Linked DNA regions of Homo sapiens: region 2 is linked to region 1. The links are chromatin contacts, found by Hi-C or POLR2A ChIA-PET in ENCODE. All regions are on one chromosome and are shown on one strand. The core of a region is the stretch at or near the end of the contact, and the rest is flanking DNA. Distances in the headings are between cores, read along the strand shown. Region 1 holds the start of ANAPC5 (anaphase promoting complex subunit 5). Region 2 holds the start of PSMD9 (proteasome 26S subunit, non-ATPase 9).

Region 1 (6,470 bases), core at 2,001-4,500:
GTCAAACTCCTGGCCTCAAAGTGATCCACCCACCTCTGCCTCCCAAGGTGCTGGGATTATAGGCATGAGCCGCCACCTCCAGCCTATTTATTTATTTATTTTTGAGATGGAGTTTTTGCTCTGTTGCCCAGGCTGGAGTGCAGTGGCATGACCTCGGCTCACTACAACCTCTGCCTCCTGGGTTCAACCGATCCTCCTGCCTCAGCCCCCCGAGTAGCTGGGATTACAGGCACCCCCCACCATGCCTGGCTAATTTTTATATTTTTAATAGAGACAGGGTTTCACCATGTTGCCCAGGCTGGTCTCGAGCTCCTGACCTCAAGTGATCTGCCTGCCTTGGCCTCCCAAAATGTTGGGATTACAGGCATGAGCCATTGCACCTGGCCAAAGGCAGCTTATGCTGTGCATATCCAGTCAGTTGTTACCATCTAGGAATAAATCATGTTACCAAATTTTCAAATTTTTCAAGTGAAGCTGGAAATGTAGTTCTTTGTTGGCAGAAATATCCTAATTTTTAAGTGTTGGCAAACACCATGCAAAGCAAATAAAATATATCTAATGAGCCGCATTTAGTTTAGATTGCAACTTCAGTTTGCAACTTCTGGCTTAGAAATTCATCCCTTTTGGTCCCCAGCACCTAGAACAGTGCCTTAAATATAGCAGGAGCTTAGCACAGTGTTACTGAATAAATGAATCAATGGCTTGAAAGTCTTACCAATTTACAGTAAAATTGTTATTTAGGATTTTGTAAAATTACTTTCCTCTTTCCATTCATTAAGTGTTCCTACTCAGGATTTTAAGGTTGAATACTAGTTTATTCCACACAGACCCTTTGTCAAACCTTATTTATGGTATACACATATGCAAAAATATCCTAAAGAGCTGGGAGATTGTAAGTATGCTTTTTCATTAATAGAGTGAGGCATAAAAATAAACCGAGGCAAAGAAAGAGGTTAAGTGAGTATTAAATTCCTGGCAAAAGCCAGCTTCTCCTTTCACAAATAAAAGATAGTTATATAATAATTATGTATGGTAACTAAAACATACAGAGTTCTCAAGATAGGAAAGCTTGTATTACAAGATATCAATGTCTTCTTTTTTGATAGCATCATTTAGCTTATACATATCTGCCTTCTTTTTTGTTTTTGTGAACTAATAATGCATATTCATTCATTATTCATTAAACAAATAGCGATTGAGAAAACAAAAACCAGGCATGAGGCTGCATGCAGTGGCCCATGCCTTTAATCGTAGCAATTTGGGAGGCTGAGGCAGGAGGATCACTTGAGTCCAGGAGTTCGAGACCAGCCTGGACAACATCGCAAGACCTCGTGTCTACAAAAAATAAAAAAATTAGCCATGCATCCAGGCACAGTGGCTCAGGCCTGTAATCCCAGCACTTTTGGAGGCGGAGATGGGCGGGTCACCTGAGGTCAGGAGTTCAACCAGTTCAAGACCAGCCGGGCCAACATGGTGAAACCCCATCTCTACAAACAATACAAAAATTAGCCGGGCGTGGTGGTGCGTGCCTGTAGTTCCAGCTACTCGGGAGGCTGAGGCAGGAGAATTGCTTGAACCCGGGAGGTAGAGATTGTAGTGAGCCGAAATCGAGCGACTGTACTCCAGACTGGGCGACAGAGCAAGACTCCGTATCGGGAAAAAAAAAAAAAAAAAATTAGCCATGCATGGTGGCACAAGCCTGTAGTCTCAACTACTCGTGAGGCTGAGGTGGGAGGATTGCTTGAGCCTGGCATTCCTGAGGGCGAGGGGGTCTCCTGCCCTGCTCATGTCTAATTACCTACTTTAACTGGAGGCTGAGGTTGCAGTGAGCCGTGAGCGTGCCACTGCAGTCCAGCCTCGGTAGCAGAATGAGAGAGAGAGAAAGTATAATTTAAACAAACATAAAAATGGGCACAAGGCAGGCCGGGCGCGGTGGCTCACGCCTGTAATCCCAGCACTTTGGGAGGCCGAGGCGGGAGGATCACGAGGTCAGGAGATTGAGACCATCCTGGCTAACACGGTGACACCCCGTCTCTACTAAAAATACAAAAAATTAGCCGGGCGTGGTGGCCGATGCCTGTAGTCCCAGCTACTCGGTAGGCTGAAGCAGGAGAATGGCGTGAACCAGGGAGGTAGAGCTTGCAGTGAGCAGAGATCGCGCCACTGCACTCCAGCCTGGGCGACAGAGGAGACTCCGTCTCAAAACAAAACAAAACAAAACAAAAGGCACAAGGCACAGTGTGTGCATGTGGATAGCCAAAGTTGAATGGTATGTGGTTTTTCTTTCAAGGGACATAAAGACTAATAGGGATACCAGATCATTAATAATAATTCAGGGTATAGAGAACTAAGTGTCTTGGGAGAGGTACAGATGAACGGAAGGGGAATTGTGAAAAATCAGGTTCAAAATGTTGGCTGGGGATTGCTTTTGGAGGGCTTTGAAATGCAGAGTATAGATTTTGTAGTTTATTAGGTAGGAAACTGACTCAGCACATGGAGGTGATGTTGCTAATGTTCTATTTCACGTAAGGATACACGACCACTGGCAACCTGATCTGGCTGTCTGCAAATGGCATTTGTGAAACGCTGAAGAAAAATCTCATGTTCCTATCTTTAAAAAGACAGAGTTAAACTCCTAAACATTTGAGTTTAAAAGTAACATAATAAATACATACTTTAAGGGTGCAAATTTAATTTCGGTACTTTTAAACACAATCATTTAAACATTCTATTTGAACTATTTTCAAATTACATGAACAAGCCAGGCGCGCTGCCTGTAGTCCCAGCTTCTCGGGAAGGCGGGAGGATCGCTCGAGCCCAGGATTTGGGAGGGTGCAGTGCTCTTTGAGGGCGTCTACGAATAACCACTGCCCTCCAGTCTTGGTAACATAGCGAGATATCGTCTCAAACAACAACAACGACAACCACCACCACCACCACCAACAACAACAACCAACAACAAAAAAACCACTTTGGGAGCTCCTCAGTCCCTTCAGCCCCGACCCCAAGCATCGACTTCCCCTCCCATCCGGTCCCTGTCCACGTAGCCTGGGAACCTGCTCCCACTCGGCAAAAGTTTCTGTAGGGAGTCAGTCTTTTGGTGCACCCCTCCCCGCACTCTTGTACATTCTGACTGGCTGTCGCTCTCCCATGTGCTCTGACAGACTGCTCTGATTGGTTAACAAATGCCGCGAGCACGCGGATGTCTGTTTCCTGGGATATTGTGAGGGCGGGCGGAGATGTAGACCCGGTAGTGTTGTGCCTTGTGGTGACAACTGGCGGCAGCGCGCCGCGGGCCCGAGACTTAGTCTCGGGCCGCCATGGCCAGCGTCCACGAGAGCCTCTACTTCAATCCCATGATGACCAATGGGGTTGTGCACGCCAATGTGTTCGGCATCAAGGACTGGGTGACGCCGTACAAGATCGCGGTGCTGGTGCTGCTGAACGAGATGAGCCGCACAGGCGAGGGCGCCGTCAGCCTCATGGAGCGGCGGAGGCTCAACCAGCTGCTCCTGCCCCTGCTGCAGGTGAGAGGCGCCCGCTGGCTCCTGCTCGTGCAGCAAACTTTTACTGAGCATCTGCTCTGTGCGGAACCCTGGGCTTGGGGACACTCGTGTCCATCAGATACTCTCCCTGCCTGGAGGAACGTGAAGAAATAAAGATAGCTACTACCGGTAGCTAACACGTACTGAGCGTTTACGGTGGGCCAGGCGCTTTACATGCATTTTTTTTTTTTGCAAGTTCATGTCTGGCTCCAGTATTTATTAGCTGAGAGTTAGAGTCTCAGATCCTGTATCTTCTTTAAAATGGGGCTATACAATAGAGCGTTGGAGACACAGGGATAAGTCATACAGGCTCCCTATCCTAGAGGACCGTAATAAACAGTAAAAATGCCATAAAACCGGGCCGGGCGCAGTGGCTCACGCCTATAATCTCCGCACTTTGGGAGGGTAAGGCGGGTGGATCACGAGGTCAGGAGTTCGAGACCAGCCTGACCAACGTAGTGAAACCCCGTCTCTACTAAAAACACAAAAAATTAGCTGGACGTGGTGGCGGGCACCTGTAATTTCAGCTACTCGGGAGGCTGAGGCAGGAGAATCGCTAGAACCTGGGAAGCGGAGGTTGCAGTGAGCCGAGATCGCGCCACTGCACTCCAGCTTGGGCGACAGTGCAAGACTCCGTTTCAAAAAAAAAAAAGGCATAAAGCCAAGGACGAGCACTGATTGAATACTTAACTGTGTGCTAAGCACTTTACTTAAAATTTGTTTTAAATTATTATTATTTTTTTGAGACAGGGTCTCGCTTTGTCGCCCAGGCTGGAGTGCAGTAGTGTGATCGCGGCTCACTGCAGCCTCGACCTCTCAGGCTCAGGTGATCCTCCCACCTCAGCCTCCCAAGTAGCTGGGAGTACAGGCGCGGGTCACTACGCCCAGCTAATTTTTTTGCATTTTTTGTAGAGACGGGATTTTGCCATGTTACCCAGGCTGGCCGGGAACTCCTGGACTCAAGCAATCCTCCCGTCTGGTCTCCCAGAGTATTGGGATTACAGGAGTGAGCCACTGCGCCCGGCCGTCATGTGTTATTTCATTTTGCAGACACAGGTTTAGCTCAGATAATTAAGTTCCTTAATTCATTTGGGTCTCAGTTTTCTCTCTGTAAAATGGGAACAATAGTAGAAACTGTTACTAGCATGTAGTAAATGCTCAATATTACTAGAATTTTCATTTTAGTGTGTTCACATATGGCATATACCTTCCCCTATATCAGTTGTGGTTTTTCCATTTATATTCATGGTTACGTGAGTGATGGCCTTCTCTCCCATTAGACGGTAACCTCCACCAGCTCAGTACTTAGTCCTGTTTTTGTTTACTGGTACATCCCCAAAGCCTCCTAGAATGCCTGAGTAGTTTTTTGTAAAATGAATGAAATGCGATAGAGGTGGATGAGTGCACTCATGGAGAGGATTTTTTTTTTTTTTTTGAGACGGAGTCTCGCTCCGTCGCTCAGGCCAGAGTGCAGTGGCACGATCACGGCTCACTGCAGGCTCCGCCTCCCGGGTTCACGCCATTCTCCTGCCTCAGCCTCCGGAGTAGCTGGGACTATAGGCTCCCGCCACCACGCCCGGCTAATTTTTTGTATTTTTAGTAGAGACGGGGTTTCACCGTGTTAGCCGGGATGGTCTCGATCTCCAGACCTCGTGATCTGTCCGCCTCGGCCTCCCAAAGTGCTGGGATTACAGGCATGAGCCACCGCGCCCGGCCCGAGGATTTCTTACAGAAAGTGTGAAGCTGTGCCTTGATGGATAAGCATTGTCTGTTGAGTAACAGTGATGGCAGAAACAGATCTGGGTCCCTGGGCCTCTATATTATGGGATCTTAAAAGATAAACCTAATAAAATTAGTGTCTAGAGTTGCATTTATATTCCTTAGTATAGTTTATAAAGGCTTTTTTAAAAAATTTATCACTTGTATTTGTGGGTGAGGGGCATGGGAAGAGGGGAGAACTGAGGACACCATGGTCAAGAGACCTACCCAGTTAAATAAAAGGGATGTCTTTATAACTTGTGGCTCCCAGGGCTAGCCACGTCTGCTATTACTATAAATGCATTTCCCTCCATTATTAAAGTTATAATACTAAAATTTTGGTAAATAAAAGGCCGGGTGGGATCACACCTGTAACCCCGGCACTTTGGGAGGCTGAGGTGGGTGGATCACTTGAGGTCAGGAGTTCGAGACCAGCCTGGCCAACACAGTGAAACCCCATCTCTACTAAAAATACAAAAAAAAATTAGCCGGGCATTGTGATGTGCGCCTGTAGTCCCAGCTACTCGGGAGGCTGAGGCAGGAAATCATTTGAACCCAGGAGGTGGAGGTTGCAGTGAGCTGAGATCACATCACTGCACTCCAGCCTGGGCATCCGTCTCCAAAAAAAAAAAAAAAATAGAAACAGTGATTCTGGTCTCTTAACTCTCACCTTCCTGCTCATGTTGTTTTTTGCTGTTTGGAATTCTTTCTGGTTTTTAACCTGGCTAACTACTATATAGTTATTTTATTTAATTTTTTATTTTTAAATTTATTTTTTTTTTAATTTTTTTAGAGTGGTGGGATCTCACTCCCTCAGTCACCTGGGCTGGAGTGCCGTGGTGCGATCCTAGCTTACCATAGCCTCCACCTCCCAGGCTCAAGCTGTCCTCCTACCTCAGTCTTCTAAGTAGCTAGGACTACAGGCACCTGCCACCATGCCTGGCTAATTTTTAAATTTTGGTAGAGATGTAGTCTCCCTATGTTGCTCAGGCTAGTCTTGAACTCCTGGGCTCAAGGGATCCACCTGCCTCAGCTTCCCAAAGTGCTGGCATTACAGGCATGAGCCACCACACCTGGCCCCCTACTGTATAGTTTTAATCAAAATGTATGTAGAGTTCATCTAGTAGCATCCCAGCCAGACCTCAACTCCTTTACTAACTGTTTGAT
Region 2 (7,072 bases), core at 1,016-3,515, 540 kb before region 1:
GGAGATCGAGACCATCCTGGCCTCAGGTGATCCACCCACCTTGGCCTCCCAAAGTGCTGGGATTACAGGCGTGAGCCACCAGGCCCGGCCCAAACCCACTTTTTAAAAACAAATATAGAGCACGGTTTCAGGCTGAAAGCTTTCAGCAAGCAACAGCAGCTAGCCAGAAGCAACCAACATGCCGTATCAACATGCAAAGCATCTGACCTTATATTTAAGAGAAGAGATTATCATTTTCCATATGCAGCGGAGTTTTGAAATTTCCTTTTAAAATACATTTATGGGCAAGGCACTGTGGCTCATGCCTGTAACCCCAACACTTTGGGAGGCAGAGGCAGGAGGACTGCTTGAGCCCAGGAGTTTCAGACCAGTCTGAGCAAGCAACATAGTGAGACCCCATAGCTACAAAAAATACAAAAATTAGCTGGGCGTGGTGGCACGTACCTGCAGTCTCAGCTACTTGGGAGGCTGAGGTGGGAGGATTGCTTGACACCAGGAGATTGAGGCTGCAGTGAACCAAGATGGTGCCACTGAACTCCAGCCTGGGCAACAGAGCGAGACCCTGTCTCAATAATAATAATAACAATAATAATACATTTATATAAGATTAAAAGTAGATCTATTTAAATAAAAATATCAAAGGAATAACACAAGTGGTATATGCATATAGTATACTGCATGTGGTAGAAAGTAAACTAAAGTTTGAGAAATTGCTGGTAATTTGCTTGAAAGCACAGGTTCTGAATGTAACAGACCTGAAGTCTGAATCCCACTTTGAGCATATAGTCAGCACCCAGTAAAATGGTTCTCTGGCCCTCCGTATGAAACTTCATCTTATGGCCGGACGCGGTGGCTCACGCCTGTAATCCCAGCACTTGGGGAGGCCAAGGTGGGCGGATCACCTGAGGTCAGGAATCCAACACCGGCCTGACCAACATGGTGAAACCCTGCTTTTACTTAAAATAAAAAATTAGCCTGGCGTACTGGCGCTCGCCTGTAATCCCTACTACTCGGGAGGCTGAGGCAGGAGAATCACTTGAACCCAGGAGGCAGAGGCTGCAGTGAGCCGAGATTGAGCCACTGCACTCCAGCCTGGGTGACAAAGCAAGACTCCGTCTCAGACAAAAAAAAAAGAAACTTCATCTTACATCACCTAAAATGCATTCCATCCCACCCTACTTGGGCATAATTAATTGCATCTTCCTCTGCAAACTGATCTGTGATTTTACACTAGATGGCATAAGAAAACCTGCATCAGCTTTTGAGCCAGACCCACCACTGCCACTTCCGAACTACATGACCTTAGATAGGCGTTTGCCCCACTCTGGGCCTCAGTTTCCTCCTTATGCAATAAGGATGATGAGCCTTATTTGTAACTCAAAGTTCGGTCCTTAGACCACTAGCATCAGCATTGCTGGGAGTTTGCTACAAATGCAGAATCTGCTCCCTTGCCTCAAACAAAATCTGCATTTTAATAAGATCCCCAGGTAATTCATATACACACTGAAGTTTAAGAATTCACGATACAATCAGCAAATGCCGGGTGCAGTAGCTCACGCCTGTAATCCCAGCACTTTGAAAGGCCGAGGTGGAAGGATCGCTTGAGGCCATGAGTTCGATACCAACCTGGGCAACACAGTGAGACTCTGTCTTTACAAAAAGTACAAAATTAAGATAAGGCAGTCAGCGAGGCACATGACAGCTGTTTAATCACCAAGTAACACCTGTTTCCCCCTCCCTAAAATGGAAAGAGTAACAGCATCCACCTCAAAGGGTTGTTGCAAAGATTAAATTAACTCAACAATGCACAGCACTTAAACCAGCGCCTAGCACACAGCAGGGCTCCACAAACTCTTGCTGGATATCAATATGGCTAACTCTTCAGTTGCTAAAGTTCTTTGCCTGCCTTCTTGTGCCGACAGAGGCCGCACTTGCGGCGCCTTGGGCCTCCCAGGGAGATCCGTTGCGGAGCGCCCAAACTGAGGCCGCCCTGGCATCCCAGTACCCCAGGGACTCCGGGCCGGGTTAGGCGACTTGGGGCGCCCCGAACCCACACTCACGCTTTCCAGCACGTCATAGTTGGCCTTGATCTGCGCTTCTATCTCCTCCTTGCGCCGCATCAGCTCCTGGACGTCGCTGACAGTCACGACGCCGGCCTGCGAGGAGCCTCCGCTCTGCCTCGCTTCCTCGTCGGACATCGTGAACCCCGGGCCGCGACTCCAGAGACCCGGCTCCCGGGCTAGGGACGACGCCCCAGTCGACCGTAACTACGGCTCCGCCCATGCGCCAAAACACCACAGCCGTCCGCGAACGCGAGAACAGTCAAGGGGCGGGGCTTGGGATGGGGCTTAGGGCGGAGCTGGGTCACCGGAAGCCGCGCCCTGCCGGAACACGTGCGCCTGTGGTGACCCGGCAGGAGTAGCGTCGGAAGCAATGGATCCCCACGCAATTGCACACCAACGCTAGGGGATGATCTCGCCCCAGCTGACTCATTTTCTCATTCGTGCAGCAGACATTTATTGAGCGCCTACTGTATGGATGGATACTGTACGCCAGAGAACCGCTGCGTGGCGCTCCAATTCAGTTCTTCACATCCACACAGCCCTGGAGGATTTACAAAATACATTAAGGTTCCTTATCCCTCACTTTACAGATCCGATATGCCTGAGTACACACCCCGTATCTTGCCACTTAACGGCAATCTGTGTGACCCTAGGTCACTACTTGGCTTCTCTGGGCCTCAGTTTCCTCATCTGTAAAATGGGGCAGTAATTGATAGCAATCTATCTCATAGAGCTGTCCTTCTGCTAACAAATATTCATGGAATGATTCCTATGAGCCATATACTGTTGAAGGTGCTGGATGTTCCTGTTAAGGCCTCTAAAAATCGTAGTGATAATAATAACGGTAACAGTGTTTATTTATTGATACTTATAATGTGCCAGACGCTGTTCTAAATGCCTTACATATATTAATTCAACAACCTCATGAAGCTAGATTATTACATCCCAATTTGACAGCTGAGAAAACCGTCTCAATAACCAATTTACCCAACTAGCAAAATGTGAGGCCAAAATTCCAACCCAGCTTACCTAAACAATCAACTTTGATATCTGACCATGTGCCTCTAATATTTTGTCTTGAAAAGGGCTCAGCGGTCATCTGTGTAGTATTCAAACATGTTTGCCCTGAATCTAATCATTGGAAAACAGACATATCCAAAAGAAGGGACATACTTCAAAACAACTGGCCTGAAAACTTCAAAAAAAGTCAATGTTGTGAAATACACATGGGGAATAAGGGGTGGGGGACAGAGAAAGGAGGCGGATATGCAATTGCCTAGATTTAAGAACACTAAAGATGTGCATCAACTAAATGCAATGGGCCAGGTGTGGTGGCTCATGCCTATAATCCCAGCACTTTGGGAGGCTGTGGCAAGCAGATCATTTGAGGTCAGGAGTTTGAGACTAGCCTCGCCAACATGGTGAAACCCTGTCTCTACCAAAAATATAAAATATTAGCCGGGTGTGGTGGCACACACCTGTAATCCCAGGTACTCAGGAGGCTGAGGTCTCGAACCCCTGGCCTCAAGTGATCCAGCCCAGCTCGGCCTTTCAAAGTGCTGGGATTACAGGAGTGAGCTACCGCACCCCTCAAAAATAAACTAACATTTCTAACATTATCGAGAGAGAGAGAGAGAGAAATACAGGTGCAGTGGCTCATACCTGTAGTCCCATTATGCTGGGAGATCAAGGCAGGAGGATCCCTTAGGTCCAGGAGTTTGAGACTAGCCTGGGCAACATAGCAAGACCTCCATCTCTACAAAAAAAAAAAAATAATAATTAATTAGCAGAGGACCAGGTGTGGTGATTCACACCTGTAATCCCAGCACTTTGGGAGGCTGAGGTGGGTGGATCACTTGAGGTCAGGAGTTCAAGACCAGCCTGGCCAACATGGTGAAACACCGTCTCTACTAAAAATACAAAAGTTACCAAGGCACAGTGCCACACACTTGTAATCCCAGCTACCTGGGAGGCTGACGCAGGAGAATCGCTTGAACCGGGGAGGCAGAGGTTGCAATGAGCTGAGATCATGTCACTGCACTCCAGCCTGAGTGACCGAGTGAGACTCTGTCTCAAATAAATAAATAAATAATAAAGTTAAAAAGGGAGGAAGAGAGAAATAATGACTAAATGCAATACATGATCCTTACTTGAATTATTTAATGAGAAACAGCAGCTTTACAAGACTTATTGGGCCAACTGGTGAAATCTAAATATGAACTTTATATTAAATTATAGTATATCAGTGTTAAATTTCCTCAGTCAGATAATGGTGTTGCAATTATATGAGAGAATCACTTTTATCTTTATTGGAACGAGATAAATGCTCAATTATTTAGATGTGTAGTGTCATGATTTCTGCTACTAACTTGCAAGTGGTCCGAAGAAAGTGATACAAGGGGAGAAAGAGGCAAAATGTAACAATTAGCAAATCCACGTGAAGAGTATAAGCATGTTCAAGAAAACTGTTTTGTAAGCTGCTTATGGCTATAATCCTAGCATTTTGGGAGGCCAGGGCAGGTGGCTCACTGCCTGAGCGGCAGAGCAAGACTCCGTCTCAAAAAAAAAAAAAAAAAAAAAACTAGGCCAGGCGCGGTGGCTCACGCCTGTAATCCCAGCACTTTGGGAGGCCAAGCCAGGTGGATCATGAGGTTAGGAGATCGAGACCATCCTGGCTAACACGGTGAAACTCCATCTCTACTAAAAATACAAAAATTTAGCCGGGCATGGTGGCACGTGCCTGTAGTCCCAGCTACTCAGGAGGCTGAGGCAGGAGAATGGCATGAACCTGGGAGACAGAGCTTGCAGTGAGCAGAGATCGTGCCACTGCACTCCAGCCCGGGCGAGAGAGTGAGACCCCATCTCAAAAAAAAAAAAAAAAACTAAATGCAATATGTGGCCAGGTGCGGTGGCTTACGCCTGTTATCTCAGCATTTTGGGAGACCGAGGCGGCTGGATCACCTGAGGTCAGGAGTTCAAGACCAGCCTGGCCAACATGCTGAAACCTTGTCCCTACTAAAAATACAAAAATTATCCGGGCGTGGTGGCTCTGTTGCCCAGGCTGGAGTGCAGTGGCGAGATCTCGGCTCACTGCAACGTCCACCTCCCTGGTTCAAGCAATTCCCCTGCCTCCCGAGTAGCTGGGATTACAGGCGTATGCCACCATGCTCGGCTAATTTTTTTGTATTTTTAGTAGAGACAAGGTTTCACCATGTTGGCCAGACTGGTCTAGAACTCCTGACCTCAGGCAATCCACCCGCCTTAGCCTCCCAATGTGCTGGGATTACAGGCGTGAGCCACCGCACCTGGCCAAATTTCCTGATTTTTAAAAAAATTGTAATATCCTCCCACCCTTGATATCTGAAAATTTCCTGATTTTGATACTTTCACTGTGGTTTTGTAAGACAGTGCCCTTAGAAAAAGTACCCTGTAGTATTTAGGGTTAAGAGAGGCAATTTACTTTCAAATGGTTCAGAAAAGAATACAGATATAGGCCGGGCGTGGTGGCTCACACCTGTAATCCCAGCACTTTGGGACACCGAGGTGGGCGGATCACAAGGTCAAGAGATGGAGACCATCCTGGCCAACATGGTGAAACTCTGTCTCCACCAAAAATACAAAAATTAGCTGGACGTGGTGACTCATGCCTGTAGTCACAGCTACTCGGGAGATTGAGTCAGGAGGATCACTTGAATCCGGGAGGCAGAGGTTACAATGAGCCGAGATGGTGCTACTGCACTACAGCCTGGCGACAGAGCAAGACTTCATCTAAAAAAAAAAAAAATACAGATATATATGTAAGGCCGGGCATGGTGGCTCACGCCTGTAATCTCAGCACTTTGGGAGGCTGAGGGGGGTGGATCACTTGAGGTCAGGAGTTTGAGATTAGCCTGACCAACATGGTGAAACCCCGTCTCTACTAAAAATACAAAAATCAGCTGGGCGTGGTGGCAGGCACCTGTAATCCCAGCTACTCGGGAGACTGAGGCAGGAGAGAATCGCTTGAACCTGGGAGGTGGAGGTTGTAGTGAGCCGAGATCGTGCCACTGCACTCCAGCCTGGACCATATAGTGAGACTCCGTCTCAAGAAAAAGAAAGAGATATATATTTGTAGACAAGAGAGAGATAAAGTAAATACGGCAAAATGTTAATAATTGGTGACTCTGTAAATTATTTGTAAATGTAAATTATTTACATTTACAAAATGTAAATAATTGGTGAAACATATAAATGTTCTTTATAATATTTTTGGAACTTTTCTGTGAGTTTAAAACCACTTCAAGATAAAATTTTAAAACAAACTTTAAACAGAAAGAAGAAAAAAAGAGAAAAGGTAGAAAAATAAACTAACATTTCTAACATTGTCAAAAGAGAGAGAGAGAGAGATACAGGTGCAGTGGCTCATGTCTGTAGTCCTATATCTCTGGGAGATCAAGGCAGGAGGATCCCTTGAGTCCAGGAGTTTAAGACCAGCCTGGGCAATATAGCAAGACTTACGTCTCTACAAAAAAAAAAATTAATTAGCGGAGGACCAGGCATGATGGTTCACGCCCGTAATCCCGGCATTTTGGGTGGCCGAAGTGGGTGGATCACATAAGGTCAGGGGTTTGAGACCAGCCTGGCCAACATAGTAAAACCCCATCTCTAGTAAAAATACAAAAATCAGCCGGGCACAGCGGCACACACCTGTAATCCCAGCTACTTGGGAGGCTGAGGCCGGGGAATTGCTTGAGGCAGAGGTTGCAGTGAGCGGCGATCATGCCACTGCACTCCAGCCTGGGCGACAGAGCGAAACTCCGTCTCAAAAAAAAAAAAAAAAAGAGAGGAAAAGAGAAACGATGACTAAATGCAATACATGATCCTTACTTGAATTATTAATGAGAAACAGCGGCTTTAAAAGACTTACTGGGCCAATTGATGAAATCTAAATATGAACTTTATATTAAATTATAGTATATCAGTGTTAAGTTTCCTCAGTCAGATAATGATGTTGCAATTATGTGAAAGAA

Evidence for each region. Hi-C counts contacts between places; a loop is a spot of excess contacts on that map. ChIA-PET counts read pairs that join two places held with the same protein, here RNA polymerase II (POLR2A). Pooled maps may share reads with other maps.
Region 2: a loop to region 1 is called in a map of B cell, with 30 times the contacts of the local background. The contact joins the promoter of PSMD9 here to the promoter of ANAPC5 in region 1. A Hi-C loop is called at or near these places in 3 of 168 maps with a recorded cell type or tissue (B cell, CD4-positive, alpha-beta T cell and naive thymus-derived CD4-positive, alpha-beta T cell), 2 of 37 single-sample maps with no recorded cell type and 9 of 50 pooled maps. POLR2A ChIA-PET finds 5 or more read pairs at or near these places in 1 of 52 experiments (A549).

What each region holds. Positions count from the first base shown.
Region 1 is chr12:121,349,191-121,355,660 of GRCh38, reverse strand. It overlaps ANAPC5 (anaphase promoting complex subunit 5), which reads left to right and starts at 3,250. Exons shown (of 17, transcript NM_016237.5): 1 at 3,250-3,527. The coding sequence starts at 3,321. RefSeq lists enhancers at 1,474-2,147, 2,148-2,823, 3,248-3,507, 3,500-4,175.
Region 2 is chr12:121,883,983-121,891,054 of GRCh38, reverse strand. It overlaps PSMD9 (proteasome 26S subunit, non-ATPase 9), which reads right to left and starts at 2,265. Exons shown (of 6, transcript NM_002813.7): 1 at 2,061-2,265. The coding sequence starts at 2,198. It also overlaps a transcript of HPD not described here. RefSeq lists enhancers at 1,381-1,994, 1,962-2,361, 1,995-2,608.